Regions from separate parts of the Mus musculus genome. Here region 1 is linked to region 2. A link is a loop called in an ENCODE intact Hi-C map of the cell type or tissue named here. Cell type or tissue: gastrocnemius. All regions are shown on one strand. Each heading gives the region's core, and the rest is flanking DNA. Links, peaks and the distances in the headings are about the cores only.

Region 1 (9,224 bases), core at 575-8,574, 50 kb before region 2:
CTTTTCTGTCCTGGAACTCACTTCTTCAGCCAGGCCGGCCTCAAACTCACATAGATAGATCCACCTGCCTCTGCCTCCCTCCCTCGTTCTGGGATTAAAAATGTGCACAACCACCACTTAGCTTGCTTTAAAATTGAATGTAACATTTTACTTCTACCAGCAATGCATGAAAGTTCTATTTGTTTCCATTTTCAGGAAGTATTTGTTGTCTTATATTTCTTATTTTAGCCACCTTGGTCTATAGTATGTTGATTATTCATTTTAATGCATGTATCAATGGGGTTTTCATTACTATTAACAAAATACCTGAAGCAGGCCATAAAGAAAGATTTATTTAGTTCATAGTTCTTAGAGGTCCAAAGTGGAAGAGAAGGATTTGGGACTTACCGGGCCTCTGGCCTAGGCCTGGTGACCAATGGCAACACAGTGTTGGGAACATTGTCAAACAGCAAGCTAGAGGGCAGTTAGGGATGAGGTTCGTTTTTTCAACAACTTGCTCTTATGAGAATTCAGAAATCTGATGAGATTTAATCTCTCCCAAGGACATTCTTCAATCACTAGGGCTCTCACCAGGCCTTATCTCTTGATGGCTTCATCCCTCCTTCCAACACTGTCACCATAGGGACCAAGCCTGCAACACACTAACCCTCGGGGACAAACCATATCTAAACAAAAACAGTCTCCCAGATGATTCATACAGCCAAGTATGCATTTTCACTTGGCAATTTGATGCTTCCTTAAGTTTCTGAGACTGGGTTATCCTATAAGAAAAAGGAATTGTTTGAATCTCATCCCCTGGCAGTGAAAACTTTTTAATGATTTTTTTGTTCTCTGTGTATGAGTGTCATGCCTGCATTGTGTGTCTGTGTACAAAGCCTGTGCCTGGTGACTGTGGAGGCCTGAAGAGAGCACTGGATCTCCAAGAACTGGAGTTACAGATGGTTGTGAGCTACCTTGTGGATGTTGGGGACTGAACCTTGGTCCTTCACAAGAGCAGTGAATGCTCTTAACCATGAGCCATTTCTTGAGGCCCCCCCCCCCCCACACACACTCAGTGTGGGTAGATTCTATCAATAAAACAGATTTCTCTTTTGCTTTTTTGGAGATTGGATTTATAGCCCTGGCTGGCCTGGAATTCACTGTAGCCAGAGGCTGATGTGAAACTTACAGCAAACATCCTGCCTCAATGCCCAAAAGCTAGGGTTCCAGGTGTGATCTAACATGCTTGGCTAAAAGTGCATTTCTTGAGGCAGATAGCATGGCACCAAGACACCTCCATTAGGAAAGAACCATCTTTGTGACCTTTAGTAAGTTAGCCACAGTGCCAAGTAGTCTTCTCTCTACATTGAATATAAAATGATGTTTCTGTCATAATATGATAATAAAATCAGTTTATATCCAGTTTGTAGGGCAGTTCATACTATGCAATAAGCAGTATGTCAGTTTGGTATTAATATAAATTTTATGAATTGATTTCAAGTGGGTTGACAGAATCATGGGGCTCTAATCTGTAATACATTTGAAGTTGAAGTTTATGAATGATATTGGCGTTTATTTTAGCCGTAGTCTTTTTTCTTCTTTCTTTCTTTCTTTTTTTTTTTTACACATTATTGAAAGAACATTTATTATTAGAGCTAGTGAGATAGCTTAGTAAAGGCACTTGCTACCAATCCTGAGATTTCATAGAACCCATATGGTGGAAGGAGAGAACCAGCCACAGCACACAGTACTGTGGCATACATGCCAACCCTCCCAGTATACACAGAACATAAATAAGTGTAATAAAAATTATAAAAATATGAATTGACAAAGATGAATAATTTTAAATGTTTGTCTGGTAGTCTCGGGATTTCCTTAACTTTTATTATATTTTATTAGATTTTTTTAAATTTACATTTCATATGTTATTCCCTTTCCTAGTTTTTCCTCCAAAAACCTCCTATCCATTCTCCCCTCCCCATGCTCACCAACCCACCTACTCCTGCTTCCTGGCCCTGGCAGTCCCCTATACTGGGGCATAGAACCTTCACAGGACCAAGGGCCTCTCCTCCCATTGATGACTGGCTAGGCCATCCATCCTCAGCTACATATGCAGTAAGAGCCATGAGTCCCAACCAAGTGTTTTCTTTGGTTGGTGTTTTAGTCCCAGGGAGATGCTGGTTAGTTTATTGTTGTTCCTCCTATGGGGCTGCTTCAAACCCCTTCAGCTCCTTGGGTACTTTCTCTAGCTCCTTCATTGGGGACCCTGTTTCCTCATCCAATGGATGACTGTGAGCATCCACCTTCTGTATTTGTCAGGCACTGGCAGAACCTCTCAGGAGACAGCTATATCAGGCTCCTGTCTTCCTTAACTTTTAAATAAGTTTAGTTAATAAGTAGTAAGCAATGTTTATCACCTAGTTAAGGTTTAATTTTATTCACTTATTTATTTATATATCTGTGTATATGTCCATGTGTGCGTGTGTGTGTATGTCCGTGTGTGCGTGCGTGCGTGCGTGCGTGTGTGTGTGTGTGTGTGTGTGTGTATGTGCGTGCGTGTGTGTGTGTGTACATACACATGTGTGTGAGCTCCTGAGTGCATCCCATTCCTTCAAGTGTCTTTGGAGGCCAGCAGCAGCTCAGATCCCTGGAGCTGGACTTACTGCCTGGTGTGGGGCACCATGGGTCCTCTGCAAAAGAAGCAAGTGATTTTGTCTGCGGAGTGGTCTTCATCATATAAATAAATGACATTGTACTTTTTTCTTGCTAATCATTCAAAAATTTTTATTTTGAAATTGTCACTAAATATCCACAGTTTGCATAGATTTCCTGAGGTTTTTTTCTTTATGTATTTTTGCTTTAAATGAGCAGCACCACAAATTTTCAGATTTCAGCATCTGTTGTGTTATCCTAGTGCATCTATATTATTAATGGCTTATTATTGCTTTGGGTCACAGCATAAAGTAAAAAGCAGATGTGCTTATTTACATATTTATGTAAGAAAGTGCACTCCACATCTATTGTGGACCATGGCGTAAATTTAATGAGCCAAAGACGTACAGGCTTGAGTTACGAACAAATTATAACAAAAAGAATTTGAGTTCTCCTAAATAATGACATATTTCTAAGACATTCCAACAAATTCTGGTAGGCAAATGTATATAAATCCCAAATTGGGCAGCACATTTATGTTCTCGGTGTTTCACATGTAAACAGCATATAAAAATGTATATGTGCTTTTGGAGTTGATAGTAGTTGTGTTTGCAGCTCATTGGTTGACTTTACACAGAGAGTGTTTCCAATTAATCATGACTTTCCAGAAGACTTAAATGATTCTCTTGACAATGCCACTAGCACTGTGGCTGTTCTGCTGCCCTTCGCCATGGTGGGCTTCTTCAGCTGCCTACCCAGTCTGCCTCGTAGTAGCTCATGGTTTACTGTAATAAGTGTATATGGAATTTGCTCATTCAAGGTCAGCCCAGTATTGTTTATTTCTTCATGGGTTTCCTGGAACACCTCTGATAATGAATCACTCTATTTTTCTGTCAGTCTCCTTTAAAATTTTATCCTGACATTTTGTGTCTCAGAATCTAAATTTTTCTCCCCATTTTGTGAGCCAGATCCCTATCAGTACACTTCACAAAATCCACCTGCAGAGGGAGCTAAATAAAAGAAGATGAGACCCTGAACCCAAGAAGACTCAAAGCAGAGAATGTTTATAGCAAGATGTTGTCATCCTGCTAGTACTGAAAAAAGAACTTGATACTCGAAATGGTTGCATTGAAGTCAACCATCTGGGATCTGACACAAGGATAAGACTTGTGTGATTTTTGTTTTTGGATTCTCTGTCGTATAAAAAGCTATAAAAGGATGATCTTATAGACACGTATATGTTAGAGAACCAATCTGACATTTTACTCTCTTCTCTGAAGATGGTGTTTAAGGATAGTGAAATGAGGTCACTTTGTGCAGAATTTCACATGGAGTGCTGGGCTAAGGCTAAAGTAGTGAAAGCTTTGGATAACATACAATATTTTAAAGACAGACTTTATAAGTAAGTCTCTCGATTTGTTTGATTAAGTATATGTATCTTGATTGCAGTCAGCAGACTTGAAGAGAGAGAAGCAGAACTGAAGAAGGAATATAATGCACTGCATCAGAGACACACTGAGGTGGGTGTCTGTCCTTCCTAGGTTAGTACTGGAGCACAGGGATGGCCTGCATAATTCTACATAAGCATCATTTCCAGAAAGTGTGTCACGTGGCATTTACCAAAATTGACATTTATTCTTTTTAAATCTGGAATTAAATTTTTCTGTAGAAAATTTATATGCCTCAGAATAATTTTAGTTATTTAAGACAGTTACTTAGTCGGCTATCAAACCTTTATGCATATAATAAAATGTTGACACGATGCTGAGAAAATTGATTTGCTACCAGTTAGGAAAATGCTGCATTGGTAAGATAGTGGTATAGATCTTGACATCTATAATTTAGTTGTAAAGGCCTTATATTATTTATAGTTTATATTATGTTATGTTTTATATTAAATTATATCAAATTTATAATACATTAAAATGTGTTTAAATGATTCCAATTTTCAGCATTTTAGTTTTTTGAGATTTATTTATTAACTTTTATTTTGTTTTTTTTTTTGTTTTTTTTTTTTTTGACACTTGTATTTTTTTTTAATTTTTAATGACCAAAACAAAAATATACCTAAAAGCGAAGCTTCTGGAAAAACCATTTGTTCTTCCCTGTCTTGTATCGCTCCTCAAACTTGACCTTGGCCTCCCGCCTGGCCTTGCGCTTCAAAGCTGGGTCCCTGAACACATCCTTGTTGACAACAGTCTTGTCCAAGGGGATATCCACAGAGTACCTTGTGGGCATGAGGTGGTTGTAGTTATAAACTTTCACAAAGGACTTGATCTTGGATCGCTTGGCGATCTTCTTCTTGCCCATGGCAGCTGTCACTTTCCGGGGATAGCGGTCAATTCCAGCCACCAGGGCATGGCTGTAAGGGCGGTCCGAGGTGCCATCGTCAATGTTCTTCACGATGACGGCTTTGCGTCCGGAGTAGCGTCCGGCCAGGACCAGCACCACTTTCCCGGGTTTCATGAACTTGCCCATCTCGACAGCAGGCAGCCGGCACCCAGCAGAAAGGAAAGGAGGGCACTTCCTATTTATTAACTTTTAGATTTTTTATTTTTTGTGTATGAATGTCCTATCTGCTTGTAAGTGCCGTGACTACAGAGGCCAGAAGAGGGCATCGGCTCCTCTAGAACTGAATTACAGATGGTTGTTAGCTTCCTCATGAATGCTGGCAACTGAACCTAGGTCCAGGGTTTTTAACTGCTGAGCCAAGCCTCCAGCCCTCTTTAGTATTTTAAATTAGTATTTGTAGCATATAATCCCTTTGTAACCCTTGTTTTTAAGAGTCTGTTAGTCTTTAACATACTGTATTTGTTTCTGTCTTGTCAATGTGTCGTTTGTCCCTGTGTGTTATGGTCAGTCTGGGATTCACATACCTTAGTGAATTTTACAGTCCTCCCCTCTTCCCTCTCCTTCTTTCTTTAGCCCTGGCTTGCCTGGAATACACTATGCAAACCAGGCTGGCCTTGAGAATAATATGATTTTACCTCTGCCTCCAATTCTGGGATTAAAGGTGTGTGCCACCTCCCTTGGCCATTTTCTCTCTTCTCATCCTGTCTTATGTTATACCTAATTTTAGCTTTGTTTGGTTTTTTTGGATTGGGTTTTTAAGACAGGTTCTCTCTGTGTAGCCCTAGCTGTCCTGGAATTCCTCTGTAGACCAGGCAGGTCTAGAATTCAGAGATCTGCCTTCCTCTGCCTCCTGGGTGCCAAGATCAAAGGTGTGCACTACCACTGCCTGGCTTGATTCTAGTTTTTTTGTCTACCTATTTATTTAGGTGATGGTGACTTGAGTCTGGGGCCTTGCTCATGCTCCCACAGTCCTATTTGTAGACTTCAGTTCCTGTTTTTCTTCCATTGCTGTATAACCTATCCTGCCTATGGTAGAGACCAAAAGTGCTGCTTTAAGCATCATAAAATCATATTATACTCAATTTCATTTGCTTTGAATAGTAGAGAAATCCGTTCCCATTCTTGGGATTGGGTTTAGCATTACTACCAAGAACACAAATTTTTCACAGAATTGATACAGTAGGAGGAAAAGTTTGATCATAAAGGGTCATATGGTCCTGGAAAGATGGAAGTAGGTTAAATAATAGATATTACTAGATATTAAGGGTATTTTTAAAAACTTGGTAGTTAAAAGCCTATTGTTGATGCTTTTTATACCACTGATTTCCATATCAGAGTAAGGTTCTGTATGTATGTAGTATTTACTTGCATTGCTTATTTATTAATGATGATAATTACAAAATTTATTTGGAGAAGTATGTTTAAATGTAATAAGTAATTAATAGTAATGAATGATTTTAAAATAAAGTTATAACTTATATTAATTAGAGATTTTTAAATTGTGATATAGTATTAAAGTATATTTAAATTATATTCTTTTAAAATATATACATTCTTTTTTCCTTTGTATTTTTTATTTTATTTCTTATGCTCCATGTTTTATTTCCCCCATAAATATATACATTCTTTAAAGAACAAATATAAATGAAATGAGATTTTATTTTCCTAATATCTATTTAATAAAAATGAAGATATATGTCTATAGAAATTTAAAAACCTGCCATCTGTTTCCTGTAAGAAGGTATTATAAGTTTTCTGTTATCATGCCTTCAGAGCTGTAAGCTATTGGAAAAGAAAATGGTCTTAAGAAAGCTTAATTACCAAGCCAGAGACCTCAGCCTGAACAGTCATCGGGCAACTTTTCGTCTGCTGACTGTCAGCTCTTTCATAGGATCCTCTCCTGCAGTTAGAAGAGGCTTCTGTCTTTTGCCCTGATAGACTCTATTTGCTTCAAAGTAGGCTTATGTAACACAGATAAAGCTGCTTTAAAATGTGAGTCTGGTCACTATAACCTAAAAATTTCTATTTATCTATTTGGTCTAGAAACTCCATTCAATTAGCAAGAATAAATAGCTTTGTAATCCCTTAGAGTACCTTTTAGAGGTAAATTCCAGAGAAAGGGACTTTGTAGCCTATTTATTGTTACTTTCAAGGAGGGTAGCATTTTTTTTTTTTTTTTTGTAGTTCTCTATTTTAATGTCAAGTTAAAAAAAAATCTGATAACCATTCAAACAAGTACCTCCACTAGTGGAAGGATGTATGGCTGCATGGCCCGGAGCCTAGGGCAGGCAACCGGCACCCTGCAGGCTCAGCAGACCTAGGCTGGTGTCTAGACTACCTCACTAGCCCTGGGGCAGACAGGATTTGCCCTGAGCTTCCCAGAGCAAAATGCAGACCAGCCTGGTGGTCATAGGAAGGAGGGAAGGTAGCATTTTTTTACAGACACAGAATTATTTAAATATTACTTTGACAAAACACATTGTTTACTGCTAACAGTGGAAAATTATTCTACTTTTTGAAAATGTGAATGACCATTCTTTAATCAAATAATAAATTTGTGTGTATTATTGATTTTACTTAAAGGTATATCTATCTTGCTATATGTGGTATATTCTTATAAGCTATGTTATCAGCATATAGAGATTGAGGAGCCAGCCTGGAGTAGTTAGTTCTAAGTCAGTCTAGATATTCAACAAGACCCTTTATCATAAAACTAACTAGCTAGCTAGCTAACTAACTAACTAACTAACGTGTTTCTTTTGGCTCGCTGTTGAGGTTGTAGTCTATCACGGCAGGAAGGGCATGGTGGCCGGCTCATGAAGCAGCTGGTCATTTGTACGCGGTCAGGAAGCACAAGCACGCATAGGCTCAGGAAGCTTTCGCATTTATGCAGTGTGAGACCCACACCCATGGAATGGTGCACCTGCATTGAGGGTAGTTATTCCATCTCAGTTCATCTGCATAGTCCTTCACAGAGATGCCAGTGGCTTGCTTACACAGGACTACACGTGTGAACTCTGTGCAGGGCTGGGCGAGTTTCATATTGAGACGGTTTAAGCACATTCTTAGTGTTTTCTTAGGCCAACTTATCATTTCTCCCTATTGTACACTTTGAAATTTTTAGAACGATATTCTAGGGTGATGTACCCAAAATCCTATGCCAGTTTAGTAACTTCTTGTTAAATCTGGTCTTTCTGATTCTATGATTTTAGGGTTTTTTTCTATGCCGTGTGTGTATGTACCTGTGATATGTGGTGTGTGTATGGGCATTTTTGTCTGCATGTATTTCTGTATACCATTTGTATATCTAGTGTCCATGGAGGCTAGAAAATGGTGTCAGATCCCCTGGAACTGAGAGTGCCTTGTGAGTGCTGGGAATTAAACCAGGTCTTCTGGAAGAGCCTCCAGCACTCTTAACTACTGAGTTATCTTTGCCATTGTTTGAAACAGGATGTCATATAGTTCAGGCTGGACTCAAACTTGCTTTGTAGGTGAGGATGGACCTTTAAACTACTCATTCTTACCACCAATGCCAAGTGCTGAATGCTCTAGATGTTTTTCTGAGATGTTTTTCTCATGAAATCTCACTGGTTTTAAGACAATAGTTTTGAGAACTGTATGTAGAAAGATTCAAGGTGACTACAGAGTCTGTGCTCCAGTCCAGTTGTTTTGCTTTTTGGTTTTGTCAGTGCGGAGTTGGTCTTTGCTGTGAAGACAACTCAACCAAGGGCAGTCTGTGCCTGTCCTAAACAACAGTTTTTCAGACAATACAGTTGAATCCTTGATGAGTCCAGCTCTTACAGAATTTACTTCTAGCTACGTGAATTAATTTGCTTACTGGGGAATTAGTAGCTTATCTGAGATGGAGGAGGACTAAAACTAGTAGACTTGGTAGAACCTCGTATAAAATAGGCCCTGGTCTACTCTCACATCTTTTCTCTATCTGAATGTTGGTCTTTCCCCTCCCTCCATCACTCCCCCCATTTTTAAAATCATAAGGATAATGTGAATTATTTAAAAATTTTTACGTGCAATGTATTTTTTATTCTGTTTGTGATATATAGCTTGTTATTTTAAATATATCAGGAAATGCCTTAGGGTGTGGGATTTTCTTGTGGGTGTGAGGAAGAAAGGACAATGAGTTCATTGCTTGCCTGGAGAGTTAACTAAAAGGCCAGATGCATCCTGCCTGGGTCCTACAGCATTTAACTACTCAAGTAGCTGCTGCATCAATCAGATTT
Region 2 (9,224 bases), core at 687-8,686:
CAAGAACAGAGAGCTGGAGGAGGAGCTCAGGAAGTGAGTGTCTGTTTTTGGAAGCCGCGCTGTGCGGCCTGTGTTTGCCATCCGCATGTACGGGGCTGTGCTCATAGCTACCTTGGGATACACTCCTGCTCTGAACTAAACGCCTTGCCAGGGTACCACAAAAATTATAGGTATAACCCTGAGACTGAGACCTTCAGCACACTCAAACCAGGAATGACCAAGAGCTACCTGAAGAGAGTAAAGGCTCTCAGCCATTTATTTGACTCTGCTATGAGCTGGCCTCCCTCTTTGTTTACCACTCTCTTAACCAAAAAGTCCTGTTTTATGTTTTGTTTTCTTTTACGTTTTCCTTTCCATCTTGGTGTCAAAAGTGGGCTGGAGAGATGGCTGAGCAGTAAGGAGCACTTCCTTGCTTGCTCTTCCAGAGGACCTGTCTGTTACTCCAGGTTCAGGGGATCTTCACCCCTTTTTGACCTTTTCAAGCATGCACTTGTATGCACGTACACACACACACACACACACACAAAGAGGATAAGGTAAATCTTAAAACAAAAACAAAAAACCTCGTAAGGACTGGAGAGGGTGCTCAGGGTCTAAGAGCACTTGCTACTCTTCCAGAGGACCTAAGGTCAGTCTCTGACATCCACATTCGTCATCTCACAACTGCCTGGTGCACACTGACATGCTCACACACAAATATAAACAAATCTTTAAAAAACAAACAACAACCCTTAAATCTTCCATTTTTTTAAAAAAAATGTATTATTTTCCTCCATGTAGCTTGCTTTTGTTGTTGCTTTCTGTTCCTGAGATAGTCTTACACAACACAGACTGGCTTGTAATTCAGAGTGTAGCAGAGGATGGCTTTGAACACCTGCCCTCAGTCTTCAGCCTCTCAAGAAGTGATAACAGGTTTCCAAGTTGAAGGCAGCAGTCTGCTACCCTTTGGGCAAAAGAAAAGTAATCTTTTAGTGGCAAATAAAACAATTTACCTATTCTTTCATTATTTTTGGAGATGAGTTCAGTTGTAATAATATTATTTTGTTTTTATTTTTTTTTCCCTACTAGAGCTCGTGCAGAAGCTGAAGATGCAAGGCAAAAAGCAAAAGACGATGATGATGTAAGTTTATGATTGGGGACTGTTTTTCTTATAGCTTTTTGATATTTTGGGATTACCTTACTAATACTTATTTTAGAAATAAAGTAAAAGATAGATAGATAGATAGATAGATAGATAGATAGATAGATAGATAGATAGATAGATAGATAGATGCATGCCTTTAAAAGAAGACATGTTTCTGGGTCATGACTAAGCTGGCCCATGTTTCCATATGGTATCCACATGCTGTATTTTCTAGTGTTACATGCTCACTTTTTCTCAGTGGTTCAGTACTCTGACCTGTGTTAGCATGCTATTATTTCTAATTTTTTTTGTTTTGTTTTTGGTTTTTTTTGGTTTTTTGTTTGTTTGTTTTTTGAGACAGGGTTTCTCTGTATAGCCCTGGTTGTCCTGGAACTCACTCTGTAGACCAGGCTGGCTTCAAACTCAGAAATCCGCCTGCTTCTGCCTCCCAAGTTCTTCTGCACACACACAAATTAATTAATTAATTTTATGGGTTTTGTCTGCCTGTTTGTGTGTCACATATGTGCCTGATCCTTAATTAATAAAACAATTAAATTATTTAGATGGGCTTGCAAGATGGCCCAGCATGGAAAGGTACTTATTACCAAGCTTGATGACCTGAGTTCAATCCCCAGGACCACATAGTAGAAAGAGAGAACACACTCCCACAAGTTGTCTTCTGTCCTCCATGTGTGTGTTTCAGAATGCATGCATCCAGACACATACATACATAAATATGTATCACGGGCTGGAGAGATGGCTCAGCGGTTAAGAGCACTGACTGCTCTTCCGAAGGACCTGAGTTCAAATCCCAGCAACCACATGATGGCTCACAACCCTCTGTAATGAGATCTGATGCCCTCTAAAGGTGTGTCTAAAGACAGCTACAGTGTACTTACATATAATAAATAAATCTTTGGGCCGGGGCAAGCGAGACTAGAGTGAGCAGAGGTCCTGAGTTCAGGACCATCAACCACATGATGGCTCACAACCATCTGTTCAGCTACAGTGTACTCATATGCATAAAATAAAATAAAATAAATATTTAAAAAAATAATAAATATGTATCACACACAAAACACATAGACAAAATAAATAATACATGTAAATGTAATTTTTAAAAAACATAGAATATTGCCAAATATATTCTCCACCCCAGAGGAAGTCATGATCCGTTATCGTTTATTTAAGTAAAAAAATAATTTCATCATGTAAATATGTACACATTGTTCTAATTATCATGAACTGTCACCCTTTTCTCAGACTACAGTCACCTCAAAAAAAAGAGTCTCACTTGAGTGATTGTCTTCAGTGGTCTGTGACATGACTGAGGGATTGTCTTAATTGCCAGTTGATAAAGGAGAGCCAAGCCTATTATGGGCAGTACCATCCCTATGCAGACGATTCTGGGCACCATAAGAAAGCTTACCAAGCATGGGCAAGAGAGCAGACCAGCAAGTAACATTGTCCTGTGGTTTCTACTTCAACTTGTACTTAGGTTTCTGTCTTAACAACGAAACACAGAACATTATAGTACAAGCCTGGAATGGAGACTTGTGGATTTTTGGAGTTTGGTTTTTGTTTGTTTGTTTTGTTTTGTTTTTTGTGCCTACTCATAGGGGGTATTACTGCGTTGCAGAATTCAGACCTTTTGTTGTTGTTGTTTACTTTTTTGCTTTTTGAGACAGGATTTCTTTGAAGCCTTGGTTATCTTACAATTAGCTCTATAGACCAGGCTTCTGCCTCCCTAGCCCAGGTATTAAAGGCCTGTACAATACCCACTACCACCCACCACCCAGTAGAATTCAAGTCTTTTGTTATTTGTGGATGACTTTTGTTTGAAGAGGTGGGCTAAATTCTGAGGCAGGAGGACAAAGTAGGAAAACTGCTAAGGTTTGAGCAAAGCTTCTGTCTCACTGTTCCATGATTTCAGTGATGATCTAAAATATACATGCTTCTCTGAACAAAGCAAAACCCTATTATTAAACCTACCTGCTTCCCCAGAAGAAAGCTGAGAAATCAGCAGGAGAAGGAAGTTAACTTGGGCATGCTTTTTGGAGACTTATTTCTGTCTATCTTCCATGTTCATATCCTATTCTCTAGCAATAATTCTGTCTTAATTCTTTTAAAGTCATTGAGTTAGAAATAAGAAATGCTTAAAAACTTCAGATTTGGTTTAAGTGTGAGTCTTAACACCAAATCACATGTAACTTCCCAGAGTGATGTGCTATCCTCTTGTTATAGAGTGACATTCCCACAGCCCAGAGGAAGAGGTTTACCAGAGTAGAAATGGCCCGAGTTCTCATGGAGAGAAACCAGTACAAAGAGAGGCTGATGGAGCTTCAAGAAGCTGTTCGATGGACGGAGATGATCCGGTCTGTATGAGAAGTGCTCTGTTGCTTCCTGCTGTTTCCTTAGATGCATGTGTTCTTCACTGCCAGCCAAACCCTGCCTGAGGGTTCACTAGGAGAAACCTCAGTTGACATTTAGATTAATAATAGAACAAGATCGGGGATGTCCCACAGCCTTAGGTGTCTGAGATAGTACTGGGCCTTGGAGGATAATCTCATAACTTGTAAGAGATAATTGTTGTTACTTAGGAATAATGGTCATTTTTCCAAAAAAAAAAAAAGGAAATAATATTCTTTCTCAATGTCAATTTCACATGCAGTATATGAAAATATATATAGTATCTTCCTATTAAACATACTTATTTGACTGCACCCTTCTTTCTCTTCATGTAAAATATATTTTCCTTTGGCATCTTTCAGTCAATCAAATCTGTGTTTTTATCATTACTATGTTTTAATGGTTCATACTCATGGAGTTAAGTGCCAGTGTGTGCATACAATGCAGTACAGTCAGATCCAGCCTCCTGCTATTCACTCTCCATACTGTGAGCCTCGAGCAATCACTCTTTGCAATCAAGCTGACTTCCTTTTTTTTTTGTTGTTGTTGTTTTTTTTTGTTTTGTTTTGTTTTGTTTTTCGAGACAGGGTTTCTCTGTATAGCCCTGGCTGTCCTGGAACTCACTTTGCAGACCAGGCTGGCCTGGAACTCAGAAATCCACCTGCCTCTGCCTCCCAAGTGCTGGGATTAAAGGTGTGCACCACCACACCCAGCTTGACTTCCTTTTTAAACTCTACTTTTGAGAGGACACATAGTTGTCCTTTATTGGCTCTTAAATCTCAGTGCTGCCATCTAGTGATCATGGTCTTAGTAAGTGTTCCCTCCTTGAATTCAGAAACAGCTATAGAAAAGTTTGTCTGGGTTTGGTGACAATATATGGGGCAGACTCTGGTTGGCCTTTCCTTCAGTCCCTGCTCTACACTTTGTCTCCGTATTTGCTTCCATGAGTATTTTGTTCCCCTTTCTTAGAAGGACCGAAGCACCCACACTTTGGTCTCTCTTCTTTTTGAGTTTCATGTGGTCTGTGAATTGTATCTTGGTTATTCCAAGCTTTTGGGCTAATATCCACTTATCAGTGAGTGCATACCATGTGTGTTTTTTGTGATTGGGTTACTTCACTCAGGATGATATTTTCTAGTTTCATACATTTGCCTAAGAATTTCATGAGGTCATTGTTTTTAATAGCTGAGTAGTACTCCATTGTGTAAATGTACCACATTTTCTGTATCCATTCCTCTGTTGAGGGACATCTGGATTCTTTCCAGCTTCTGGCTATTATAAATAAGGCTGCTACAAACACAGTGGAGCATGTGTCCTTGTTATATGTTGGAGAATCTTTTGGGTATATGCCCAGGAGTGGTATAGCTGGGTCCTCAGGTAGTATTATATCCAGTTTGGAACCTCCAAACTGATTTCCAGAGTGGTTGTACCAGCTTGCAATCTCACCAACAATGGAGGAATGTTCCTCTTTCTCTATATTCTTGCCAGCATCTGCTGTCACCTGAGTTTTTGATCTTAGACATTCTGACTGGTGTGAGGTAGAATCTCAGGGTTGTTTTGATTTGCATTTCCCTGATGACTAAGGATGTTGAACATTTCTTTAGATGCTTCTTGGCCATTCGATATTCCTCAGTTATAAATTCTGTAACTTTGTACCTCATATAGTTGTCTCCTGAGAGGCTCTGCCAGAGCCTGAAAAATATAGAGGTGAATGCTCTCAGCCAACCATTGGGCTGAGCATGGGGTCCCCAATGGAGCTAGAGAAAGGACTGAAGGAGCTGAAGGGGTTTGCAACCCCATAGGAAGGACAACAATGTCAACCAACCAGACCCCCCACAGAGCTCCCAGGGACTAAACCACTAACCAAGGAGTACACATGGAGGGACCCATGGCTCCAGCTGCACATATAACAGAGAATGGCCTTGTCGGGCATCAGTGAGAGGAGAGGCCCATGGTCCTGTGACGGCTTGATGCCCAAGTGTAGGAGAATTCGATGGCAGAGAAGTGGGAGTGGGTGGGTGGGTAGGGAAACACTCTCATAGAAGCAGGAAGCTGGGGAATGGGATAGGAGGTGGGGGGGGGGCGGGGCGGGAAAAGGGATAACATTTGAAATGTAAATAAAATATCCAATAAAAGAAGGTTTTCATAAAAAAAGAAAATATTCAATAAAAAATAGTTTATCCCTTGCAAAACAGAAAAAAAGAAAAGTTTGTCAACTGACTTTCCATTGATTTACTCATATTCTTGAGTTTGGATTATCACATCAAGTTTATACATTGTTTTTAAGTTTGTAAACCCAACCTCCAACCCTTACCTTCTCATACACACATCATTTTTTTGTTGTTGTTTTGTTTTTTGTTTTTCAAAACAGGGTTTCTCTGTGTAACCCTGGCTGTCCTGGAACTCACTCTGTAGACCAGGCTGGCCTCGAACTCAGAAATCCTCCTGCTTTTGCCTCCCAAGTGCTGGAATTAGAGGTGTGCGCCACCACGCCCAGCACACACATCATTTTTAGCCCCACTTGCTTATTAAGTGGCCTACCAGAGCAGTGTAGTTCCAAGCTGTTTTGTGAAAGTTTAGAGTACAGATAAAAGAAACCTTAAAGTAAGAACAGGAATTTATAAAGCAGTATTTTAAAGAGGGAGCTAGAGCTTTGCTTTGCTTTGCTTTGATTGTTGTTTTGTTCTTTGAGAGGTCTTATTCCAAACTGGCTCCAGACTTGCAATCCTTCCACCTCAGTCCCAGAGTGCTGGGATTAGAGTTATGTGCTGTTACACTCGGCCTGAGTGCCAGTGTTGTTCCTCAGAGCCCTACTCTTGTAGTCTAGCCACTTGAAAGATGAAGGCAAGAGGCGTTCTTGAGACCAAGAGTTCAGGGCTAGTCAGAACAGCAGAGTAACTCCTTGTTTCTTAATAACAACTATAACAAGAAAGGGGATAAGTCTTAAATAGCAACCCTGAGACTTATTGGCTATTTGTCTAACATGGGAATGCTCTAACAAGAGTCTTAGCTTCTCGTTTAAGAAGGTCTAGCACTCTATCTAAGCAAGGTTTGACTTAGCAGACTTTCTCATGAAAGGTCACTTGCTTAAGTGAGTTAATATGAGTTAAGTTGGTTCACTCTCTTACATTTCATGAGTTTCTTAGAACACCTATCTAATAATATGTTTGTTTGTTTGTTTGTTTAGGGCCTCACGAGAGAACCCAGCTATGCAAGAAAAGAAAAGGTCAAGCATCTGGCAATTGTGAGTGAGGGCCGGGGTCAGACAAGAGCGTTACCCTGACCTTTCCCAGTGGGGAGGAGATAGCTAAACTGAAGTTCTTCTCTTTAATATACAGCATGCCAACTCGGTAAGGCTGTGCTGCAGGACCCAAAGTAGGCTGTCGTAAGCTGCACTGTGTTGGTTATGCAGTGGCTGGACTCTTCTGCTGGTGTACATAAAACCATGGGGGAAATGGTTCTAAAATTGACAGTCTCAGGAATCCTCACCAAAGGGATGAGGAAAAGTGTAGTATTTGTACTGTTTGGTTAGTTGTCTTGTATGTGTTAAACCTGACTTTGTACCAGAAGTACTGTGTGTTTATTGAAGTTAAAACTTATCCTTTTAAGATTAATCTGTTTACTGGAAGCATAAATGTTTTAAAACTGTGGACATGAAAATAGTTCCTTAAGTTGAGCTTAGAAAATTCATGCTATGAGTTAACTTGGTGATGTGTGTTCTCAGTGTAGCAGACCTTTGTATGCGCTGCACACTAAGCTTTGGCTGTTATCACGGTCATCCCCCTGCTGCTCACTGACCACTGTGACTTTGTCCCACATAGGACCTAGCTAGCCAAGGAGCCTTCGTATTGTACTTGTTTGTAGGAGCTTTCAGTACGCAAGAGCATCTCTTTCATTATGGAACTTGCTTATATCTAGCATTCTAAGCGGTAGCTATTCCCCCGAGTGTCCAAGTTTGGTTGTGACTGACTGCTAAGGCGATAGTATAACCATAAAGCTGGTTTTGCTAATGTCTAACTCACTGCCTTGTAAAGTTTTGAAATTTTCTTGATTATAAAAATTTATGGAAAATTGGGGCTTGGTTTTCACAATGCATGTAATAATAGACATATCTGTGGGTTTTGTTTGCCTCTTTTATTTTGTTAGTTTCAGCCGACTTTTTAGCTCTTCAAGTAATGCAACAAAGAAGCCTGAACCCCCTGTTAACCTGAAGTACAACGCCCCCACCTCTCACGTGACTCCCTCCGTGAAGAAAAGGAGCAGCACTTTATCTCAGCTCCCTGGGGACAAGTCCAAGGCATTTGATTTCCTCAGTGAGGAGTAAGTATGCTGTGTCACTCTTACTAACTCCTCAGGAACTTGTAAGAGACTGCAGCCAGGCACAGTAGCTTATGTTAATCCTGTACTCAGTGCTGAGACAGGAGAATCATCACTAGTTCCTTGCCAGCCTTGTCTGTATAGACAGTTCAAGGCTAGCATCAGCTGTACACATAAACTCTGTCTTCAGAACAAAGGGGACCATTTTGTGTGTTGGAGTTATGGATAGAAATGGGAAGAAGAAAAAAGAAGGATGGCTTTCTATAGTATAGATGGATGCTTTTAAGTAAATTGCCCATAGAGCTTAGCAATGTAATTTTAAACCAATGAAAGCTGAGGCAGGAGGATTATAATTTTTAGGTCATCCTGGGCCACAGAGTGAGACTCTGCCCCAAAATGAGTGAGTGAATGAATGAATGAATGAATAACTTGTAGCCAGTGTTTCTTATGAAAATTGCACTTAAGGACTAGTGAGCTGGCTCAGCAGGTAAAAGTGCTGCCATCCTTGATAAACTGAGATCCATTCTTCGGACGTATATATTGGAAGGAGAGCACGCTCTTCTGGCCTCTGACGGCACTAGGCATGCACATGGAATACAGACATCCATGCAGGCAAAGCACTCGAAACACATAAAACTAAAAGAATTAAAACTAAATTTAAAAAAAAATCAAAAGAGGATATAGAATCTAAGAGTTTAACTTAATCATCTTCAACAACGGCATTAGAAAATTCTCAGTATTTGTTAAGAAAAGGAAGATCCCAAATTACTTCAGAAGTTTATGTTTTTAAATATAACATCTGAAACTTCCTAAGTTTGATGACTAATAACTCAGATTAATATAACATGCTGCTTATTCCCTGTTGAAGGCTGGTCTCACAAACATGGAAAAATCAGCTTTGGTATAATGTGTCTGTGTGTGTGTATGTGTTTGTGTTTTGTGTACAAGGCTCTAGGGTATAGTCGAGGATGACTCATGCTGGGATTAGAGGTTTTGTTGCATTCTCTTAATTAAAACTGCAATGTCTCCTTTTAGAACTGAGGCTAGTTTAGCCTCCCGCAGAGAGCAAAAGAGAGAGCAGTATCGGCAGGTGAAGGCTCACGTTCAGAAGGAAGATGGCCGAGTGCAAGCTTTCGGCTGGAGTCTGCCTCAGAAGTACAAACAGGTACTTGGGGATGTGACCAGCATGTCTAGCAGGAAGTGCAGGTTGAGAAGATGTGAACTGGAAGCAATATCCTAAATTTCTCATCTCAGCTTGCTTAGATTTGGTGTGTTTAGGCAAATGTGGAGGATGTAGGCTTTGAGGGCTGTTTTTTAGAGCCTTAGAATGTAAATAAACATTCGTACTCCGAAAAGACTAAGCACTTTTGTGTAC

What was found. A loop is a pair of places that touch in the nucleus more often than their neighbours do. Peaks named below come from ENCODE experiments on the same cell type or tissue, not always from the same donor. Only the 100,000 strongest peaks of a DNase experiment are listed, where the experiment ranks them.
Region 1: it touches region 2 in a loop (2.9-fold over the local background); 14 of 42 quality-filtered maps call a loop at or near these places.

What each region holds. Positions count from the first base shown.
Region 1 is chr11:94,032,520-94,041,743 of GRCm38, forward strand. Spag9 (sperm associated antigen 9) reads left to right here. Exons shown (of 29, transcript NM_027569.3): 3 at 4,081-4,151. It also overlaps the pseudogene LOC108167922. Among named protein-coding and RNA genes, the nearest start is that of Gm38951, 37 kb to the right of the region's middle. In gastrocnemius, for the core only: a CTCF peak has its summit at 3,636 (motif pointing right); no DNase peak of the experiment used is centred there; H3K27ac peaks cover 2,332 bases.
Region 2 is chr11:94,082,880-94,092,103 of GRCm38, forward strand. Spag9 (sperm associated antigen 9) reads left to right here. Exons shown (of 29, transcript NM_027569.3): 10 at 1-33; 11 at 1,069-1,120; 12 at 3,368-3,498; 13 at 6,720-6,776; 14 at 7,679-7,852; 15 at 8,885-9,014. Among named protein-coding and RNA genes, the nearest start is that of Gm38951, 13 kb to the left of the region's middle. In gastrocnemius, for the core only: a CTCF peak has its summit at 4,334 (motif pointing left); a DNase peak (open chromatin) is centred at 5,389; H3K27ac peaks cover 1,994 bases.